3 separate regions of the Homo sapiens genome follow, and regions 2 and 3 are each linked to region 1. The links are chromatin contacts, found by Hi-C or POLR2A ChIA-PET in ENCODE. All regions are on one chromosome and are shown on one strand. The core of a region is the stretch at or near the end of the contact, and the rest is flanking DNA. Distances in the headings are between cores, read along the strand shown.

Region 1 (4,433 bases), core at 813-3,312:
ACTCAGAAATGTAACTTGTCCAAGGCCTCAGGGCTGGGAAATGGTGGAGCCAGGTTCCCCTGTGCCCTGATCCATCAGTCCACCTCCCCTGCATGCTCCCCATTCTTCTCTGCCTCTGTGAAGCCAGCACAGATATGTCAGCCTCAGAGGGATGAATGGAGAAGCCAGAAACTCACACTCTGAGAACCCCTGAGGAGACAGGAGGTTCCTATCATCATGGGAGATACAAAGATGAATTAAAGTTTCAGCCGCTCAAAGGGCTGCCAGTCTGGAACTGGGAGCCACGGCGCCCGGAACAGAGTCTATCCCTACACAGAGGACCCAGCAAGCCTCAAGGGAGGGGCACCATCTGGGTTCCCAGTACACAATTGGCTCGTTGAATCACAAAGTTCACAAGAAATAGTGGCCACACAATCTGAATTTTAAAAGACAAGTCCAAGTTGCAAACATTTTCTCCTATTGTTATAATAGAGTATGAAGTGCCCCAAAGAATCCATTATTGTGGCACCTAAATGACCTCTCACAGCCAGGTGGATCACAAAAATCTATGTTATACCACACGTCCTAAGCTTGACTTGGGGAAAGAGGATCCCCATTATGCTAGACACACAGATGCCGGCTGCCCCCAGCCTCAGCCTCATGGGTGTATGCAGGTCCACACAGACTAATACCAGACAAGACAAAGGGTCACCCACTCTTGGGCTATTAGATGACATGGTGACTTGAGTTAGTGCCCCCTCCCCTTTCCAGCAGTGATCCTAACACCAGTGCTGGGCACTGTAAGGTCTGGAGGGGCCTTTGGTATCCCCAGAGAAAACAGACTGCCTTTGCATGCTTCTTGTCAGCATGAGAGGCAAGCCCTGGTCTAAGTGACACCGAGGTTGCAGCCAGGGTGTCTCTGACAGGGCTGCTGTCCTCAGATGTGAAGGCTTTGCTCCTCAGCCTCTTGCTACAGACCTCCCTCTCACATTAACTCCTGCCAGGACTTTTGGTTTCGGTTTCTGACAGCAGAAATAAGTTCTACCCTTTCCCTCTGTTGTCCTCCACACTTCCCCTCCTCCTACCCTACTTCCTTCACCCTTCTTCCTCCCACCCTAGTAGGAAATCCCCCCCCTGCCCCCACCCCCAGTCCCAGTCTGAGAGGGACAAAGAAGAAGAGAGGAATAGAGAAGGGACTGAGAAAGGGAGTTGCCAGAGACCTCGCTGCATCTTCGGGGCTTGGTGATCACTCACAAATCTGCAAATTGTGCCCTGTACAACTCAAGAGGACACCAGTCCTCTCAAGTCACCAAAATTTGCATATTTATTAGCACACTTTTCAGACAGATGGCAGTAAAGTGTCTTGAGAAGGAACAGTCTGAAGCTCTGGAGTGGGGTTAAAGGGCTGAATGCCTTTCGGCTCTCATCTCCTAGAAGCCCCAAGGCACCCCCAGTCCTTGAGCTGTAACCCACTTATCCCTCTTTGCTCAACTTCCCAGCTGGGCTAGAACCCCAGTGAGACTCTGGCTCAAAAGAGGCTCGCCAATCTAGGTCCATTTGTGGGGCCCCAAGCAAGTCTCTTCCTCACTAGGCCTCAGTTTCCCCATCTGTAATATGTAAAGAGAACAAAAGGATCTCTAAGCGGCCATCTATATTTAACAGCTGAGTCTGTGCAGAGGGTGCCTGGAGGCAGATGATTACAGTTGGGTTGCAGCCTCAGGGTCCCTATTTCTCTGAAGGAAGGAGGTTGTTGGTTGTTCCGTTGACTGAGAGCAGGGGTCAGAGAGGATTCTTTTGTTGAAGAATATCAAGAGGGGCTGTGTGACCTGGGGCGGCTCCTCTAACCTCTCTAAACCTGTTACCTCCCCTATGAAATAAAGGTGGTAATATTCACCTTGCAGGTGGCTGTGACGACTGAAGGGAGTACTGCATGCAAAAGTGCTGGCGTGGAGGAGGCGGCAGAAGAGGGCGGCGGCGGGGCACGGCAGCCACTGCCTGAGCTCAGGCTCCAGGGCAGGAAACCCACCTGACAGGCCACTCCTTCAGCTCGCCTCCCCCAGTGGGCTCCCTCCCCTCTCTCTGCAGGGCCACACCTCTGGGAGGATGCTCAGGGCTTGCACAGCGCTGAAGGAACCCCAAGGAGCCTACACCCCTTAGCCTGTCATGCCAGGCCCTCCCCTACCTACGCCCCGCGGCCACTCCCCACCCAGCCCCCCCGACCTGCTCGACACCCCCAAACAAGCCATGCACACCTCCCTGCCTTTGCCCAGGCTGCATCCTTTCCGGGTCACATGCCCTTCCCTCTCCCCCTCCTCAAGACAGCTAAATCCTGCTCATTGTTTAGGGCCCAGCTCAAATGTCACCTTCTGAGAGAAACCTTTCCCTGCCCTTCCAGTAAAGAAAATACTCATTCTTCCTGTTGCCTCCCTCAGCCCCGCATTCAGTCCCGTCAGGAGTGCAGCTGGGCTCCAGTCCGCCACATCCCCTCGCGGAGCCCCCAGTGCCTTATCTAGAAAATGGAGGTAAATCGTCCCTACTTGGGGGGCAGGACGAGTTCAATAAAATGGGACACGTCGGGCGTCTAAACATAGCGTGGGGCCCACAGTAGAGCCCGGCGAGTCCAACCAGTCAGCCTCGCACTGAGAGGGAAGCGCGCGCCAGGCCCCGTTTCCAGCCTCCTGTAAGTCCTCCCGGAAGACCAGTTCACAGCTCATTGGAAGATCAACCAGGATTGACAGGTTCCCAGCCCAATGGCTGGCCGAGCCCGAGAATGGCTCGGGAGCAGGTGGTCGGCCCCTTCCCCTCTCTGGGGCCTCTACCTGCGGAAGGCAGGGCGGGGGGCCTGGTTTCCACAAGCTGCCTGTGTCAGCCTGTGGGGCCGGCCGCCCCACTGATGACTCAGGTCTCCTCCCCACCCTTCCCCTTCAGGAAGAGGCCCTGTCATAATCGCAGTTGTACTACATAAAAATAGCTTCGTTTCACAGTGACATGAGCACAGCCCTTTCCACTGAGGGAAGAGGAAGGCAGTTTCCCCCTACGCGTTCCCCGGGTCCCTCTTCAAAAGCGGATCCTCGGGTGGGGGCTTCACACTTCTCAGCAATAGCTTCATCAGCGGCTTCCTCCCCGGCTTCGGCGCTGAAGGCTTTTTTTACCGCTTTGCGACCAGCTTCTCACCTTTTCTTATTTGGCCCTCACGTCAGAGACGGCAGGCAGCTGAGGTTGCTGTTCCCATTGTGCAGGTGTGGAAACCCAGGCCAGAAGAGGGGAGGTGACTGGCCTGAGGTCACACAGCAAGCTCGCGAGAGCCGAGTTGGGGGCCCTGACTCCTTCACCGAGTTCCTTACGCGCCTGCATAGGCCTCCTCCTAGGAAAGTACTGTGGCCACAGCCAGGGCACCAAGAAAAAGGAGAGGCGAGGAAGGCTGGACGGAACACAGATGTGAGGGGCAAGACATTCATGCAACAAACATTTGTCTGGCCGGGTGAGGTGGCTAACGGCTGTAATCCCAGGACTTTGGGAGACCAAGGCGGGCAGATCACCTGAGGTCAGGAGTTTGAGACCAGCCTGGCGAATATGGTGAAACCCCATCTGTACTAAAAATACAAAACAAATTAGCCAGGCGTCATGGCGCACGCCTGTAATCCCAGCTACTCGGGATTGGAACCCAATGACAAATTGGTGGTTTCCCTGTCAGTCAGGCCTGTTAGACTGAGAGCAGCCCCTCCAGGCCCAAGACTGATGAGTCTCAGCCATGAGGCCCAGCCTGGGGTGTGGGGGCCTTTGCTGCCCATTGAATCCCTGCAGTGCAGCCACTGAGGAAACCCTGCCTGGTCTTGTGGTCTCTGCTCTTCCCCCTCAAATCCACCCTCTACTATCAAAATGTAAGGCAGGTCAGAGGGCACAAGCTGGAAGCCTATAAATGGGTATCTTGTGGCACTAGAAAGAAAGGCACGCTGTGTTCCCAGCTGGGTGCCTGAATGCGTAGGAGTATGGGCAAGTGACTGTGTGTGTGCACATGGTTGTGTACAAACTTGGGGTGTGTGTGTCTTAGTCGGTTTTCTGTTATTTGTAACAGAGTACCTGAAACTGGGTAATTTATAAAGAAAAGGAATTCTTTCTTGCAGTGCTGGAGAATGAGAAGTCCAAGGTTGAAGGGCTGCACCTTGTGAGGTCCTTCTTGGTGGTGGGGACTCTGCGGAGTCCTGAGGCCCTGAAGGGCATCACATGGTGATGGGGTTGAGCATGTTAGCTCAGATCTCTCTTCCTCTTATTATAAAGCCAACAGTCCAATTCCCGTGATAACCCATTAATCCATGAACCCATTAATCCATTAATCCATGAATGAATTAATCTATTCATGAGGGCAGAGTCCTCATGGCCCAATCACCTCTTGAAGATCCCACTTTTCACTACTGCCACATTGGGGAATAAGTTTCAACATGAGTTTCAGAGGG
Region 2 (4,433 bases), core at 1,068-3,567, 920 kb after region 1:
ACATGTTCCTCATATCCATCTGAGACATTATCAGAATGGCCTTTCCATCTGTATTTCTACAAATATTTTGTTGATGGCCACTTAGGTATTCTCTAAGAAGATTGAGAATCTCCTCTCTTTGTGATCCCTCACCAGGACCACCCTTACAGTCCATTCATTCATGGCAATGTAGGCTTTTTCTAGTTGGCACCCCAAACCTCTTCCAGCCTCTACTTGTTAGCTGATTCCAAAGCAGCTTCCACATTTTTAGGTGTCTGTTACAGTAGCACTCCACACTTGGTACCAATTTCCTCTCTCAGTTCATTCAGGCTGCTGTATAACAAAATAACCATAAACTGGGTGGCTGACAAACAACATAAATTTATTTCTCACAGTCCTGGAGTCTGGGAAGTCTAAGATCAAGATGAAGGTTCACTTCCTCATAGATGGCTGTCTTTTGACTGTAACTTCACATAGTGCAAGGGGAAAGTAAGCCCTCTGGGGTCTCTTTTATAAGGGCACTAATCTCATTTGTGAGGTCTCTAACTTCATGACTTAATTACTTCCCAAAGGCCCTATCTCCTAATACCATCACCTTGGGGGTTAGAATTTCAAAATATGAACTTGGAGGAACGCAAACATTCAGGCTAAATAATCTGCTTGTTTTTGTCCCCTGCCATCTCAGGCATATGGAGGGGAGAGGGCAACCTCCAGGGTGACTGGGACCAGGGCCTAGAGTGGGAGCAGAGGCTCTTCTGACAACACCTCCAGGGTGATTCCTGCCCTTGTGATCCAAAAGAAAGAACAAAGCAAATAGGAGCAAAGTCAGTCCCTGGCACTGGACAGACAAAGCCCCAGAAATAAGCCAGGGGGATTCTGCCATACAAGGTCCCTGGGGGGTCAGGATGAGGGCTTGCCCCTATCAGCCCAGCCTCATGACATGCAGAGCTGACTGGGCCTGGGCCTCCCCTCCCCCCGCTGGTGTTTTACAGAGTGTCTGGAGGAGAGCTCTTCGATTTCCTGGCCCAGAAGGAGTCACTGAGTGAGGAGGAGGCCACCAGCTTCATTAAGCAGATCCTGGATGGGGTGAACTACCTTCACACAAAGAAAATTGCTCACTTTGATCTCAAGGTCAGTAAGGGGAGAAAGGGAAAAGAATCAAGTTTAGGAAGAAGAGGCTTAGTCCCTCCTGGTGTCTTTCCCAGGATGGGCCCAGTGCCGACCAGCCCTTCTTTCTCATCTTACAGTGAAAAACCCTGAGCTCATGGGAAAGATGATGCCACGGAAATGTCCACCTTCTCAGTTTCATTTTTCATAACAGGTTTTCTGCACACTGGAGCTGACTGCAAGAAGCTGCTTAAATCAGACTTCAGGCACCTTATTTATTTCAGGGAGCAGGGGGGAACACTTTCTAAATAAGTAGACCAGTGACAGGAAACTTGAAACCAAACACCTTTCACAAGACTGAACTTTTCAGTAACAAAAAACTAGAAATGTTTGGAGGATTGCTGAAGTTGGCTGGCTCGCCAGACCCATTCATAGTGCAGCCTCCATCATCCCTTGACCAGAGCTTGTAAATCCTGGAGCCCAGGGACCACTGGCTGCCCTCCCCAACTCACAACCCCTACTGTGCTCCAAACTGTGGTCATAAAACTGCTTGTAGGGGCCACTGATCATTTATGGTGACTGGTATTCAGGACTGAGAGAGTTCACTGTGACCACATAGGACTTCATAAAGCAAGAATGTGGTCAAAGTAGAAGGATCAGTTCCCTTAGTAACTGAGCTCAGTTGCATAGACTGATGAGCCTATACAGATACTTAATGTGTAAAGTCCTCTAACTTTGATCAATTCTATGACCTGTTTGCTGGGGAGATCCCTTCATTTTTCTATCCAGAAATCCCTGTGGTCTTTCAAGCATGGTGCTGGGTGCTTGGGTATTGCTGCTGATACAAAATTCACTGAGGCCCTGTCTGAGATTACTTCATCTTTTCCAGGAACCTTAGTGTAGGAGATAGAAAAACCAGCAACTCTAAGTACTATGCTAGAAGGAAGCCCAGGGTGGGTGGGGAGGCTAAAGGAGGGGACATCTAAGTCCAACCGGGATATCAGAGAGGGCTCCCTGGAAAAAGTGCTATGTAGTTGAGTTCTGAAGGATTGGTAGGAAATAGAAGAAGAGAAGGGCCTTATAAGGAAGAAAGGCCAGCAGAATACATGGTCACAAAACAGCACAATGCATTCAGGGAAGTACAGGCATGGGAAGTGTGTGCTGAGTGGCTGGGGAAGAAGCCAGGAACAGTGCAGGAAGCAGACACAAGGGTCTGGGAGCTAAGCCAAGGAGCTTGCACTTTACCCTGAGAGATAAGGGTTCAGGTGAGCAGAGAAGTGAGGTAAGCATGTACTTGTTTCAGAGTGATCCCTCTGGCTGGGAGGATGGATAGGCTGGAGACAGCCTGGAGGCTGGGGCTCAGCTAGGAGGCTAAAGCAATAATCTAGGTAAGATGTGAGGAGAGGACAGAGTCAAGATCTTTTGCAGAGGTCAATCTGAGGATTGATTAGGTGCCTAATTAGAGGTAGAGATGAAGGAGGGGACAGGGTTCTGGATGACACCCAAGTTCTGGCTTGTGCCCCTGGCCCAGAGAGGGTCTGGCATGTCCATTATCTCACAGTGGCTATGCCAGGGCATGAGCTCAGTTCCCATATGAGTCCCTACCCCAGCTCTTACTCTACTCTGCCTGATAGGGTGACCTTCTATGAGTCCCCTTAGCATGGTCCTCCTTCCTTAGGCTCACTGTCACTTTTTTTTTTTTTTTAATAGAGATAGTCTCGCTCTGTCACCCAACTGGAACACAGTGGTGTGATCACAGCTCACTGCAGCCTCGACTTCCTGGGCTCAATCTATCCACTTGCCTTAGCCTCCTGAATAGCTGGGACTAAAGGCGTGTGCCACCATACCTGGCTAATTTTTGTATTTTTTGTAGAGGCGGGGTCTTGCCATGTTTGCCCAGGCTGGTCTTGAGCTCCTGGGCTCAAGTGGTCCACCCGCCTCAGCCTCTCAAAAGTGTTGGGATTACAGGCATGAGCCACTGCGTCTGGCCATGATTGTCAGTTTGTTTTTGGTGTTTCTTTTTGGGGGGGACAGGGTCTCACTCTGTCACCCAGGCTGGAGTGCAGTGGCGTGATCTCAGCTCACTGCAGACTAGACCTCTCAGGCTCAGGTAATCCTCCCACCTCAGCCTCCCAAGTAGTTGGGACTACAGAAACATGCCACCATGGCCAGCTAATTTTTGTATTTTTTTGTATAAATGGGTTTTTGCCATTTTGCCCAGGCTGGTCTGCAACTCCTAGGCTCAAGCAATCTGCCCACTTCAGCCTCCCAAAGTGTTGGGACTACAGGCATGAGCCACTGCTCCTGGCTGTCACGGTATTTTTTAATACCTCCAACAGAAGTCTTCCAGAGTTTTACTGAGGCGTCACAGGGTAAAAATGGGGGTCACCAAGGATGGTGAGGCCTGGGCAGGCCTTTGGACCTCAGGGTAGTAACAGCAGGAAATGGTCTGCCTTGATTGCACCTGTGTGACTTCCTGGTACTGCTGTGGACAATTAACTTGTTGTTTTATTGTGTCTTTGCTGGCTCCAGGAGAGCTGCTTCAAAATGGGCTCCTTTGTCTTTTCTTGAATGGGTCTGGTAGGAGGAGTGGCTGGAGCCCAACAGGCACCAATGACTGCAGCAGGTTCGTGATGTTTGGCTTGCCTTTATGGCAGCTCGCTGTGGTGGGGAGAGCACTGGCTTGGAGTTAGCCAGGCTGAGTTACCATGTACCATGATACACCTGAACCTCAGCTTTTCAGCTTCAATGCAAATAATACCTACCTGGCAGAGCTGTAAGGGTTAGAGAGAAGCATTAAGTGCCAGATATGGAATAGGTGCTCGGTAATAGTAGCTGTTATTGTTATTCCCCTTCTCAGAATAGAGGAAAAGGAAATAGAACTTTTGTTACAGTGTTGTGGGCCCCATAGACTAGGAAAACAAACCCTGTGAGTACAGTTCTGTTAATAAATTGTCCAGCAGAGAGCTGAGTTGGTTGCTAGGTAGAACTGCTGGCGAGGGCTGGTGAGGCTCCGGGGCTAACCTGGACATTTTCCATTACCTGGAAACAGTCTGGGTTTTCTCTGGATGCATGTGAGGTGAGGATGCTGCCAGTCCCCACCATGGCCAGGTATCCTTAGAGTTGTGAGGACCTGAGCTTTCTGATTCTTCCACCCGTGGGTCCCTTGGCCTAGGCCCACCTGGGCAACTTCAGGAAGTGATGAGTAGCTGGAACTCAGAAGGATTACCTCAGGATCGGGTACATGTTTCCTGGAGCCAGAATGTGGGTATGCATGCCTCCTGGCTGGAACATTCTGTCTCCTGGAGGGGATCATGCAATTAAGATCCAGCTGGTAGCTTAGAGGA
Region 3 (4,433 bases), core at 1,424-3,923, 920 kb before region 1:
AGAGCCATCTGGTCACAGGTTCCTGGAGAAAACTCTGGAATTTTAAAAAGTCTGCTTTATTTTTCCAGGAAACACACTGCATAGCTCCAATCTATCCTTTACGTGTTCATCAGGGATACAGAAGGCAATTTGGATTCTTTTTTTAAATTGAGATATAACTTACCTACAGTAAAGTGCACAACTTTTTTTTTTTTTTTTTTTTAGACAGAGTCTCGCTCTGTTAGCCAGGCTGGAGTGCAGTGACACAGTCTCGGCTCACTGCAACCTCCGCCTCCCAGGCTCAAGAAATTCTCCTGCCTCAGCCTCCCGAGTAGCTGGGATTACAGGCGCCTGCCACCACGCCTGGCTAATTTTTGTATTTTTAGTAGAGACTGTGTTTCACCATGTTGGCCAGGCTGGTCTCAAACTCCTGACCTCATGTAATCTGCCCTCCTCGGCCTCCCAAAGTGCTGGGATTATAGGCATGAGCCACCGTGCCTGGCCTTTTTTTTTTATTTTATTTTAAGATGGAGTCTTGCTCTTGTTGCCCAGGTTGGAGTGCATTGGCACAATCTCGGAAGCTCACTGCAACCTCTGCCTCCCAGGTTCAAACAATTCTCCTGCCTCAGCCTCCTGAGTAACTGGGATTATAGGCGCCCACCCCCACGCCCGGGTGATTTTTGTATTTTTAGTAGAGATGGGGTTTCACCATGTTGGCCAGGCTAGTCTCGAACTCCTGACCTCAGGTGATGCGCCTGCCTCGGCCTCCCAAAGTGCTGGGATTACAGGCGCGAGCCACCGAGCCTGGCCAAAGTGCATAACTTCTAAGTGGACAACTCAAAATATTTTTACATGTGTATGTATCATGTAACACCACTCAGTTCAACATATAGATTGTTACTAGCACCTCTGAAGAATCTCTGTGCCCTATACTAGTCAGCACCCTCTAGGGATAACCACTGTTTTGACTTTTATCACCACAATTTAGTTTTGCCTGTTTTTGAACTTCATATTAATAGAATCAGACAGCATGTATTGTATTTGTTTTCTTTCACTCAACACTATGTCTGTGAAATTATTGACCATATTCTAAAGATGCAATTCATCTTCTGGCTCAAGTCCTCAGGGAATCTGTCAAAACTATGTACATACTATGTTAGCTATACACAGGTATGCATAGTCTAAAAACAGGCAGTTGAGAAAAGAACTTTCTTAAATGACCAAAATAGAATAACCAACCTATGCTGCTCTTGTTGCTTTCTACTCTTGCTTCAATTTCACTTTCATCTCTGCTTTGAAATGGGATCTGATCCACCCAAGTATTTTCTTTTCTTCTCCCACTAATGGATAAATAGCTTATGCAATTTTCCTTATTTATATCCAGCATTCCCCATTAATGCTCCACAATCATTGGTCTACAAGGTATAAATGGCCTCAAGCTATAATTTGATGCAGCCCTCTATCATCAGCAAGAAAAGCATTACTGGGGCCAGGTGCAGTGGCTCATGCCTGTAATCCCAGCACTTTGGGAGGCTGAGGCAGGTGGATCACGAGGAGGTCAGGAGATAGAGGCCATTCTGGCCAACGTGGTGAAACCCCGTCTCTACTAAAATAAGAAGAAAAAATTAGCCGGGCATGTGGCGCATGCCTGTAGTCCCAGCTACCCAGGAGGCTGAGGCAGGGGAATCACTTGAACCCGGGAGGCAGAGGTTGCAGTGAGCCGAGATCCCACCACCGCACTCCAGCTGGGGGACAGAGCAAAACTCTGCCTCAAAAAAAAAAAAAAAAAAGAAAGAAAAGAAAACAAAAGCATTATTATTGGACGGGGTGCAGTGACTCATGCCTGTAATCCCAGCACTTTGGGAGGCCAAGGCAAGCAGATCACTTGAGACTAGAAGTTTGAGACCAGCCTGCCAACATGGTGAAACCCTGTCTCTACTAAAAATACAAAAAACAGCTGGGTGTTGTGGCAGGCACCTGTAATCCCAGCTACTGGGGAGGCTGAGGCAGGAGAATCACTTGAACCCAGGAGGTGGAGGTTGCAGTGAGCCAAGATCGCGCCACTGCACCCCAGCCTGGGCGACAGAATGAGAGCCTATCAAAAAGAAAGAAAAGAAAAGAAAGGAAAGGAAAGAAAAGGAAAGGAAAAGAAAGGAAGAGAAAGAAAGAGAAAATAAAAGAAAGATTAAAGAAAAGAAAGAGAAAGAAAGAAAAGAGAGAAAGGAAAGCATTAAAAGCATTATTATGCTCTATATTCAGATTCAACAGATATTTACTGAGCACATATAATCTTTAATGTATTTTGCTAGGTGTTATGGAGAACTACAAAAATATAGCAAGCATGGGTTCTACCCTTATGAACATTCAGTCTAGCAAAGAAGCAGTATAGTATGGATATCTACATAAAAGATCATAATATAAGCTATAAAGTATTAAAAATGACACCATTTGAGTTAAAAGAAAAAAGATGCTATTCAAAAAGCTCAGAGGAAAAGTTAGCTTCTAGTCAGGGTGGTGTCAAGGAAGCTTGGTGGGAGAGTATTTATACTAGAAGGATTAAAAGAAGTAGGATATCATGACTAGATAGGTTTAGTCATACAGCGGATGGGGCAAGGGCATTTTAGATAACCATAAGGACAAGGACCCTGAACTGGGAAATTATGCTGCATGTACAGGGAGTGACTGTGCAGTCTGACCAAAGAACAGGGCAAGTAATGAAGAAACTGGGGCCCCGGGTGGTTATGGATTACCCAGAGCCATAGCACCAGACAGCCCTAGAATGGGCATTGAATCCCAGGCGTTTTCCTTCTTTAATGCTCCCACAATATGACCAAGTCAACATTTTAGTCACTGCTCTGCTTTATTTACAACAACCCATTATATATTGTCCATTAAGTAATTGACTCAACAAACACTTATCGAATATCTAGTACACTCTAGGCATAATTGGATGCTATGGTCTCCAAGGCTGATTTGATATGTGTTATAAAATACTTTTTCCCAAGTGGGGAATAGGGCTAATATTGGGCTAAGACAGATTGTCTTTGTCTTTGTTAAAATTTTATAGAGTTATACTTCAGAGCAAATACTATAAACAACAAAGACAATTAAATAAACCACAAAAACAGATCTCTGTATCATGTTTTTCTACACGACATCAATACACTGAGTCTTAGCAATGACTGCCCATGTGTTTTTTCCATAACTATGCTTACTTATGTTTTAGCAAGGGGTAATACAGAAGGATATGAAACCCTCCATCCTTGAGCGAAAGTTTAAAAACATTTCTAGTATTATAGTAGAACAAGACTCACTTCCGTTTAGCTTATCAACCACCAAGAGACATTTCCCCTTTGTACTTGTTATGTTTTAGTGTAACTATGGAGACACAGCACTTTCCATGCAAGTGACACACATGATTTTGGTTTAACATACTCATTTTCTGAGAAACATTTTAAAATGTGGTCACTATTTTAAAAATTGTGGTCACTATGAGATCTTTGAGCTACTTTGGTATTTCAATGTAAATCCATACATTTGTTAGCAATATTCATTGAGGGAAGAGTTAAGTACCACGGATTATGGATTCTTTCTGATTCCATCAAACTATTCCTAATTAAAGCTTTGGTGCCAGAAAAAAAAAGGTAATTATGAATTGAACAAATTGGGCTATCAGATATTTTTATAAATCGTAGGGTATATCAAGTTGAGTTTTGAGAGCTCTGTTTCCAGGTATATGGCAGGCTAGGAATTCACACTGCACCTCCCACTGGAAACAATTAAAAAGGCTGAATTAAAAAAAATCTTAAACCTCTTAGAAGCATTGAGCATGGGCAAGAAAGAAAGAAATTATTAGGTCAAAGAGAAGTGAAGAAGGAATCCAGACAGGTAAGTGGACAACACTGTCCAGGTGTACAACACCAGGAGGCACCATTTGGATTCTATTCACCTAAATGATGCTCTTGGGGTTGTTTGATGCTATGGCCCTGAGATCACTTTGCCCTAAGGGCATTTGCTCAACCTGGTGAACTGCAGCTTGGGCTTCACAATGGTTCCAGAGACAAGGTAAAGCCGAGGGCTTGGAGAATCCCATTGGAGACCATTCTCCCAATAAAGCTTGGACCCTTTAGGTGGAGATGAAAACCAGCATATCCATTCATCCTCAGGGTACTGCACAAAAAGTTCCTGTGGAACTAAGTAGAACTAAGTACTAAAAAATACTGTCACTGAAAGACTGACTTGTGATGATCTACAGCCAAAACAGGTTCATAAAAGCCTCAAGCTATTACTCTAAGTTGAGTAGGCAGGCCCCAGGTGCGTGGAAGAAACAAATACAAATCTTCTCTGGAGGAAGGTACCTCAATAACTCACAAATTATTTTCTAAGAAAATTGAGCAGCTCACAGTAACAAACATTAAGCACTCAAAGAAATGCTACTATATAAATGAAAACCA

Evidence for each region. Hi-C counts contacts between places; a loop is a spot of excess contacts on that map. ChIA-PET counts read pairs that join two places held with the same protein, here RNA polymerase II (POLR2A). Pooled maps may share reads with other maps.
Region 2: a loop to region 1 is called in a map with no recorded cell type, with 4 times the contacts of the local background. The contact joins two enhancer-like sites. A Hi-C loop is called at or near these places in 1 of 37 single-sample maps with no recorded cell type and 2 of 50 pooled maps. POLR2A ChIA-PET finds 5 or more read pairs at or near these places in 1 of 52 experiments (activated CD4-positive, alpha-beta T cell).
Region 3: a pooled map shows a loop between it and region 1 (7-fold over the local background). The contact joins two enhancer-like sites. A Hi-C loop is called at or near these places in 1 of 37 single-sample maps with no recorded cell type and 2 of 50 pooled maps. POLR2A ChIA-PET finds 5 or more read pairs at or near these places in 1 of 52 experiments (activated naive CD8-positive, alpha-beta T cell).

What each region holds. Positions count from the first base shown.
Region 1 is chr15:64,892,445-64,896,877 of GRCh38, reverse strand. No RefSeq gene overlaps it. Among named protein-coding and RNA genes, the nearest start is that of ANKDD1A, 17 kb to the left of the region's middle. RefSeq lists enhancers at 1,482-2,080, 2,875-3,184, 3,335-3,444 and silencers at 2,195-2,244, 2,285-2,334. Within about 2 kb of position 2,062, at least 37 of the 41 ENCODE cell types and tissues checked have a DNase peak (open chromatin) inside an H3K27ac peak, as active enhancers do.
Region 2 is chr15:63,968,100-63,972,532 of GRCh38, reverse strand. It overlaps DAPK2 (death associated protein kinase 2), which reads left to right. Exons shown (of 12, transcript NM_014326.5): 4 at 972-1,110. Among named protein-coding and RNA genes, the nearest start is that of DAPK2, 76 kb to the left of the region's middle. RefSeq lists an enhancer at 1-101 and a silencer at 849-1,143. Within about 2 kb of position 2,317, at least 17 of the 41 ENCODE cell types and tissues checked have a DNase peak (open chromatin) inside an H3K27ac peak, as active enhancers do.
Region 3 is chr15:65,818,016-65,822,448 of GRCh38, reverse strand. The region is part of intron 1 of LOC105370866 (a long non-coding RNA gene); the gene reads right to left. Among named protein-coding and RNA genes, the nearest start is that of DENND4A, 28 kb to the right of the region's middle. RefSeq lists an enhancer at 1,019-1,138. Within about 2 kb of position 2,673, at least 6 of the 41 ENCODE cell types and tissues checked have a DNase peak (open chromatin) inside an H3K27ac peak, as active enhancers do.